Linked DNA regions of Homo sapiens: region 1 is linked to region 2. A link is an interaction called in ENCODE POLR2A ChIA-PET data of the cell type or tissue named here. Cell type or tissue: K562. All regions are shown on one strand. Region 1 overlaps ALPL (alkaline phosphatase, biomineralization associated). Region 2 has its middle 50 kb from the start of NBPF3.

What was found. ChIA-PET counts read pairs that join two places held together with the same protein. Peaks named below come from ENCODE experiments on the same cell type or tissue, not always from the same donor. Only the 100,000 strongest peaks of a DNase experiment are listed, where the experiment ranks them.
Region 1: POLR2A ChIA-PET joins it to region 2 with 5 read pairs; 3 of 35 experiments call an interaction of 5 or more read pairs at or near these places.

The regions. Positions count from the first base shown.
Region 1 is chr1:21,517,093-21,521,092 of GRCh38, reverse strand. All of the region lies in intron 1 of ALPL (alkaline phosphatase, biomineralization associated), which reads right to left. Among named protein-coding and RNA genes, the nearest start is that of ALPL, 9.7 kb to the right of the region's middle. In K562, no CTCF peak of the experiment used is centred here; no DNase peak of the experiment used is centred here; H3K27me3 peaks cover 3,098 bases.
Region 2 is chr1:21,388,113-21,392,112 of GRCh38, reverse strand. No RefSeq gene overlaps it. Among named protein-coding and RNA genes, the nearest start is that of NBPF3, 50 kb to the left of the region's middle. In K562, no CTCF peak of the experiment used is centred here; a DNase peak (open chromatin) is centred at 2,122.

The DNA.
Region 1 (4,000 bases), 130 kb before region 2:
CAGATGCTATGTGGATGATCAGATTACAAAGGGTTCAAGATATCCAAAGCAAGCTCTAGAAAAACAGCCATGATGCCAACTGGCAACACAAACAGGGAGAGGTTGCTGCAGGGGAGGGGATGGCAGGTACAAAGGCAACGATGAGAGAGACTGGAGACACAGCTGGGGAAAGACCTTCAGCCTGGGATCCTGACCTGAGTTTGAGGCCTGGTTTTACCATCAATTTTACCTCAGGCAAGTTGCTTGCCTCCCCAAGCCTCAGTCTCCCACTTTGCAAAATGATGTGAATACTTTATTGGGTTGCTTTGATGGTTCGGTGAGTTCATGAATAAGAAATGGCTTTCGGCCGGGCACCGTGGCTCCCAGCACTTTGGAAGGCTAAGGTGGGCGGATCACAAGGTCAGGAGATCGAGAACATCCTGGCTAACACGGTGAAACCCCGTGTCTACTATAAGTACAAAAAATTAGCCGGGCGTGGTGGCACACCCCTGTAGTCCCAGCTACTCCAGAGGCTGAGGCAGGAGAATCACTTGAACCTGGGAGGCTGCAGTGAGCCAAGATCAAGCCACTGCACTCCATCCTGGGCGACAGGGCGAGACTCCGTCTCAAAAAAAAAAAAAAAAAAAGAGAAAAAAGAAATGGCTTTAAAAACTGAAAAATATGCCAGGCCTGGTGGCTCACCGCCTGTTAATCCCAACATTTTGGGAAGCTGAGGTGGGAGGATTGCCTGAGCCCAGGAGTTCAAGACCAGCCTCATCAACATAAGCAAGACCTCATCTCACAAAATAAAAAATAAAAAAAATTAGCTGGGCATGGTGGCACAAGCCTGCAGTTCCAGCTACTCGGGAGGCTGAGGCAGGAGATCACTTGAGCCCAGGAAGTCAAGGCCGCAGTCAACTATGATCGTGCCTGAACTCCAGCCTGGGTGACAGGGCAAGACCTTGTCTCAAAAAACAAACAAACAACAACAACAAAAAAAACCTGAAAAATAGAATAAGTGCCTGGAAACTGAGGTTGGCAGTGTTAAAGTGACTTGTCCAAGGTCAATGGCTGATTAAAACAGGATAGGGTGTATCTGGGTGGGATGCGGGGGGCAGCACAACCCCTGCCTCTGCTGAGCCACCACTCCTGCGTTCCCAGCACTGACCTCAGGTTCCCCTAGGCAATTTGTTCCAGAAGGCCTAGGGAACAGGTGGGGTACCTAATTCCTTGGTGCAGGGTTTACCGTTTATTCGCTGTGTGGTCCGGGGCCCACCACCCTCCCTCCCTGAGCCTCAATCTTCTTTTTGTTTTCTTGAAATGCAGTCTCACTCTGTCACTCAGGTTGGAGTGCAGTGGCACGATCTCTGCTCACTGCAACCTCCGCCTCCCGGATTCAAGTGATTCTCATGCCTCAGCCTCCCACATAGCTGGAATTACAGGCATACACCACCACGCCCAGCTAGTTTTTGTATTCTTAGTACAGATAGGGTTTCACCATGTTGGCCAGGCTGTTCTTGAACTCCTGACCTTAAGTGATCTGCCCGCCTTGGCCTCCCAAAGTGCTGGGATTACATGCGTGAGCCCTTGTGCCCAGCCTCTGAGCTTCAGTTTTCTCCCTTTTAAAAAGAGATGCCCTTTGCTGTGCTGCGCATGTGTAAACGTGGAAGGCTCTGCCGATGGTAAAGCACTTTCCACGGGCAAAGACGTATCGCACTCATCAATGAGAAATGATCATGGTAAGCTGAGAGAAAGACGCAGAGGCCGCGGGCCCCGCACTGAGCCTGCGGTGGAGGAAAGCAGGAGGAACTAAGCTAGACTGTACCAGGGCCCACCCCAGGTGTGGGGTAGGAACCTTTTATGAGGCACAGAGCTGTGCCCATGTTCAGTCCCAAGGGAGAGGCAGGTTTCTGGGCCTCATCACTGCCTAGGCTTAAAGTAAGAGTGACGAGAAAGAGGCCAGTTTCAGCCTTTGTGAGCGAAGTGCTTTGGCGAGGCAGGGGTCTCCCTCAGCAAGGCTGGGCTACACTACAGCCCCTTTCCCTGTGTCCCACTGGATCTGAGCTGAGTAGCGCTTGTTGCATTACAAAGAAAAAGACTTGTGCAGGAAATAGGGTAGAGGACAGGCTCTCTAGTCAGATGCAACTTGATCTGTGGCAAAACCAAGTGGGGTCTTTCAGCTTCAGTGTGTTAGCATCTCAACACCTGGGATGGAGTTTGTGGGCGGGTCGGTTTTGCCACACTGTAGGGCCCAGGTGGTCCCACTGTCACAGTGAAGCCAAGTTCTAGCCCAAGTCTGGCAGAGCAGTCAGGCAGCTAGTTTTCAGGGGAGAAAAAAGGGGTGGGACGGGGGACTTCAGTGGCCTATTACGGAGCCCTCTCCCCAAACCAAATTCATAGCTGAGAGCTTGGGGATGGTACAGTTACAATTTAAAGTAATTGTCTAAATTCTGTATTTGGGTATTAATGTTTAAATGGTAATCTGACAACAGTTTATAAAGTGATGTTCTGAATACCATAAAAAAAAGAAAGAGCTCAGTTTCAGGTCCTCCTGGAAAGAGTTAGGCTGGCCCCTCCCCATCCTTTGTAATAATATCCATCGTAGTAATAAGAGTTATTTATTCGGGGTTTGACAGATATGAATTCAAATCGTAGCTCCGACACTTACCAGCTGGGCAAACCCAGGCTAATTACTCTGAGTCATTCTCCTCACCTGAAAAATGGGCTGGTATAAGGATTAAATGTGTAAATGTATACAAAGCATTTCGCAGAGTGGCTTGGTGCGTAACAAGTGGTCCGTCAGTGTCGAGAACTCTTATTACTACTATGGATGTTATTACAAAGGGTGGAGAGGGGCAGGCCTAACTCTTTCCAGGAGGACCTGAAACCAGCCTCTTTCTCGTCACTCTTACTTTAAGCCTAGACAGTGATGAGGCCCAGAAACCTGCCTCTCCCTTGGGACTGAACACGGGCACAGCTCTGTGCCTCATAAAAGGTTCCTACCCCACACCTGGGGTGGGCCCTGGTACAGTCTAGCTTAGTTCCTCCAAAGACAAGGAAAAGAAGACCAAGGAGCACCGTGACACTGAACTGGGTGCCACCTGGGCCTATCCCTTCCCTACCCCCACCCACACAATGACCAAATCTAATCTGGTTCTGGGATGTCCTTTTATCTTGTGTGCCAACTCTATATTAGTTGCTAATGGCTGTCTGGAGCACTGTACTTAGAAGGAATCTGGGAAGGAAAGCAAGCAGTGGTTGACTAGTGATGTCTGATGTGGGTGCAGGGCAGGAGAGAGGAAGGAGACATGCTGGCTATTCGCCATCCACAAATCGAAAAATCCTAAGGCCTTGCCTCATTCAAATAAACCATGCGTGGTAGGGAGGGTAGCCAGAAGCTAAGAGAGGGAAAGGGACTTGGCGAAGGTCACACAGCTTGAAATGGCAGGGCTGGGATTCAAACCCAGGCCCCTCTGGGTTTCTCAGGATGCTTCCTTCTAGGCTTGTCATTTCCTATGAGGGGGTGAACAGGCTAAGAAACACTGTCTGGGAGAACAGACGCTGGTGCCCCACCAGGTGTGTCTATGTTCTGTCTCCTCCCCCTGGGGCCTCCCACCCCCATGTCATTTGCAAACACTCACTGAAAAACAAATGTGTACCACAAGGTGCCCTGAGAGCTCTTCTCCAAACATGCAAATTTGAATCCAGATGCCAATCTGATTGGGCAACCCTGGATTTGAGTCTCACCTGCACTTTCCAAACTTTGAGAACATTACTCAATCTCTCTGAGCTTCCGTTTCCTTGTTTGCAAAATGGAAAGAATTATGAGCTCAATACAATAAGGTCATTCAAAGTGATTAGCTCAGTTTCTGACACAGAGTAAGCCCTTAAATGTTCATTACAGACTGTCCCCAACTTACACTTAAGATTTTTTTCTTTACGATGATGCAAAAGCTACAGTGTTCAGTGGAAACCACACCTCGAGTACCCAACCAGCCATTCTGTTTTTCACATTCAATAC
Region 2 (4,000 bases):
CTTTGCGGCCAGGCAGGGTGGCTCACGCCTGTAATCCCAGCACTTTGGGAGGCCGAGCGGGAGGATCACGAGGTCAGGAGATCAAGACCATCCTGGCTAATACGGTGATACCCACTCTCTACTAAAAATACAAAAAATTAGCCGGGTGAGATGACGGGCGCCTGTAGTCCCAGCTACTCGGGAGGCTGAGGCAGGAGAATGGCATGAACCTGGGAAGCAGAGTGCACTCCAGCCTGGGCAATAGAGGGAGACGCTGTCTCAAAAAAAAAAAAAAAAAAAAAAAAAAAAGAACTTTGCAGAGGAGACAGTGATTTTTACAATTCCTACAACCAGTTTGCACAGAGAGCCCACAAGCCTGACCAGTAAGAAATTCTTACCCTTTTGCCTGCATGCCAGGTTTCTGGGTTCCCTTTCCCTGAGTGACCTTAGTGACCCTGCTTGCCACATCATAGCCCTGGGGACCAAGCTGCAACACCAAAGAAAATCATCTTTTTCCTTTTCATGGAACCACAGGCAAAAGTCTCTCAATTTTGTAAGATGCCGTTCAAGGGATTGCATGGGATAACCAAATTAACATTTTCCATCCGGCCAGAGCAAAATACGTGTGACAAAACATAGATATTAACCACTCTGCTTAGCACCCAATATCGAACTGGTAAGGCTCAAACTTGCCCCTGTTTGAGCCCTGTCATCTTTATTCAAAGTGGGGTGGAATGATCTCCGACCAGCAGTTTCAACATTTGGTCTCTGGGCAAGATGGTCGCCCTGAGTAACAGAAAAGATAGGAAAGGGAAAGGAGAGAACGAGAGAGAGAAAAGCATTGCCTGCGATGAGGTGGGGAAGGCAAGGAGCTCAGGGGGTGGGAGAAAGACCCACCCATTGCAGCGACACTGACTCAAAAGTTCAGGCAGCTGCTTGTCAGTCACAAAGGGATCTTTTCCAGCAGACCCATCAGCTCTCAAGTTTCCCTCTTTTGGGGGAGGAAAAAGCTCCCATGTCCTATGGTCCTGTACTTGTCTAATCCTGTCACCCATAGCCATCAGCAAGCAGTGCAAGGCAGATTAATTCAAAGATGGGTTAACATCCCATAATGCCAAATCCTCTTTTTTTTTTTTTTTTTTCTTTTTGTGGAGAACAGGGTCTCAATATATTGTCCAGGCAGGTCTTGAACTCCTGGGCTCAAGCTATCTTCCTGCCTCTCCCTCCCTAAGAGCTAGGATTACAGGCGTGAGCCACCACGCCCAGCCCAAACCCATTTTTTAACCAAAAGGGACTTTACTGAGGGAAGGTCCTCTAACCCTCTAAATATTAGGAAGGACTCTTACCTTCCTAAGTTGGGCCTTGAACCCAAGTTCGGTCAAGCATCCTTGCCTTTTATTAAGAGGGGCCTTTAACCTTGTCTGTCTCAGGAGAAACTAACTCTCCTAAGTTGGGCCTCTCACTCAATTCCATCCTTTACCTGGGTAAAATGTACCCCACCACTTACCCAAAGTCGGATAATCGGTGCTGCAGTCTCTTTCCTTTGAGTTGGGGGTCTCCTCGGTATAGTCCCTTTGTGGTAGCCAAGAAGATGTTACCGGAAGGGTGTCCGGATCTAGACCCCAAAGGAGGATTCTTGGACCTCGCCCAAGAAAGAATTCAGGGCCAGGCGCAGTGGCTCACGCCTGTAATCCCAGCACTTTGGGAGGCTGAGGCAGGCAGATCACTTGAGGTCAGGAGTTCGAGACCAGCCTGGTCAACATATAGTGAGACCCCGTCTCTACTAAAAAATACAAAAATTAGCTAGACGTGGTGGCACGCACCTGTAGTCCTAGCTACTTGGGAAGCTGAGGCAGGAGAATCGCTTGAACACGGGAGGCAGAGGTTGCAGTGAGCCAAGATCGCACCACTGTACTCCAGCCTCGGCGACAGAGCAAGACTCTGTCTCTCAAAAATAAATAAATAATTTGGGACAAGTTCATAGAGTAAAGAGAAAGCAAGTTTATTAAGAAAGTAAAGGAATAAAGAATGGCTACTCCATAGATAGCAGCAGCATGGGCTAGTCAACTGATTATACTTATAGTAATTTCTTGATAATATGCTAAATGAAGGGTGGATGATTCATGAGTTTCCCACGAAAAGGTTGGGCAGTTCCGGGAACTGAGGGTTTCTCCCCTTTTTAGACCATAGAGAGTAATTTCTAGACGTTGCCATGGCATTTGTAAACTGTCATGACGCTGGTGGGAGTGTCCTTTAGCATGCTAATGCATTATAATTAGCGTATAACGAACAGTGAGGATGACCAGAGGTCACTTTCTTTTTTTTTTTTTTTTTTTTTGTAAGCTTTTTCACTTTTTTTTTTTTTCTTTAATTTATTTTTTTATTGATAATTCTTGGGTGTTTCTCACAGAGGGGGATTTGGCAGGGTCATGGGACAATAGTGGAGGGAAGGTCAGCAGATAAACAAGTGAACAAAGGTCTCCGGTTTTCCTAGGCAGAGGACCCTGCGGCCCTCCGAAGTGTTTGTGTCCCTGATTACTTGAGATTAGGGATTGGTGATGACTCTTAACGAGCATGCTGCCTTCAAGCATCTGTTTAACAAAGCACATCTTGCACCGCCCTTAATCCATTTAACCCTGAGTGGACACAGCACATGTTTCAGAGAGCACAGGGTTGGGGGTAAGGTCACAGATCAACAGGATCCCAAGGCAGAAGAATTTTTCTTAGTGCAGAACAAAATGAAAAGTCTCCCATGTCTACTTCTTTCTACACAGACACGGCAACCATCCGATTTCTCAATCTTTTCCCCACCTTTCCCGCCTTTCTATTCCACAAAGCCGCCATTGTCATCCTGGCCCGCTCTCAATGAGCTGTTGGGCACACCTCCCAGACGGGGTGGTGGCCGGGCAGAGGGGCTCCTCACTTCCCAGTAGGGGCGGCCGGGCAGAGGCGCCCCTCACCTCCCGGACGGGGCGGCTGGCCGGGCAGGGGGCTGACCCCCCCACCTCCCTCCCGGACGGGGCGGCTAGCCGGGCAGAGGGGCTCCTCACTTCCCAGTAGGGGCGGCCGGGCAGAGGCGCCCCTCACCTCCCGGACGGGGCGGCTGGCCGGACGGGGCGGCTGGCCGGGCAGAGGGGCTCCTCACTTCCCAGTAGGGGTGGCCGGGCAGAGGCGCCCCTCACCTCCCGGACGGGGCGGCTGGCCGGGCAGGGGGCTGACCCCCCCACCTCCCTCCCGGACGGGGCGGCTGGCCGGGCAGAGGGGCTCCCCACTTCCCAGTAGGGGTGGCCAGGCAGAGGCGCCCCTCACCTCCCGGACGGGGCGGCTGGCCGGGCAGGGGGCTGACCCCCCCACCTCCCTCCCGGACGGGGCGGCTGGCCGGGCAGAGGGGCTCCCCACTTCCCAGTAGGGGTGGCCAGGCAGAGGCGCCCCTCACCTCCCGGACGGGGCGGCTGGCCGGACGGGGTGGTGGCCGGGCAGAGGGGCTCCTCACTTCCCAGTAGGGGCGGCCGGGCAGAGGCGCCCCTCACCTCCCGGACGGGGCGGCTGGCCGGGCAGGGGGCTGACCCCCCCACCTCCCTCCCGGACGGGGCGGCTGGCCGGGCAGAGGGGCTCCCCACTTCCCAGTAGGGGTGGCCAGGCAGAGGCGCCCCTCACCTCCCGGACGGGGCGGCTGGCCGGGCAGGGGGCTGACCCCCCCACCTCCCTCCCGGACCGGGCGGCTGGCCGCGCAGAGGGGCTCCTCACTTCCCAGTAGGGGCAGCCGGGCAGAGGCGCCCCTCACCTCCCAGACGGGGCGGCTGGCCGGGCAGAGGGCTGACCCCCCCACCTCCCTCCCGGACAGGGCGGCTGGCCGGGCGGGGGGCTGACCCCCCCACCTCCCTCCCGGATGGGGCGGCTGGCCAGGCGGGGGGCTGACCCCCCCACCTCCCTCCCGGACGGGGTGGCTGGCCGGGTGGGGGGGCTGACCCCCCCATCTCCCTCCCGGACGGGGTGGCTGGCCAGGCTGAGGGGCTCCTCA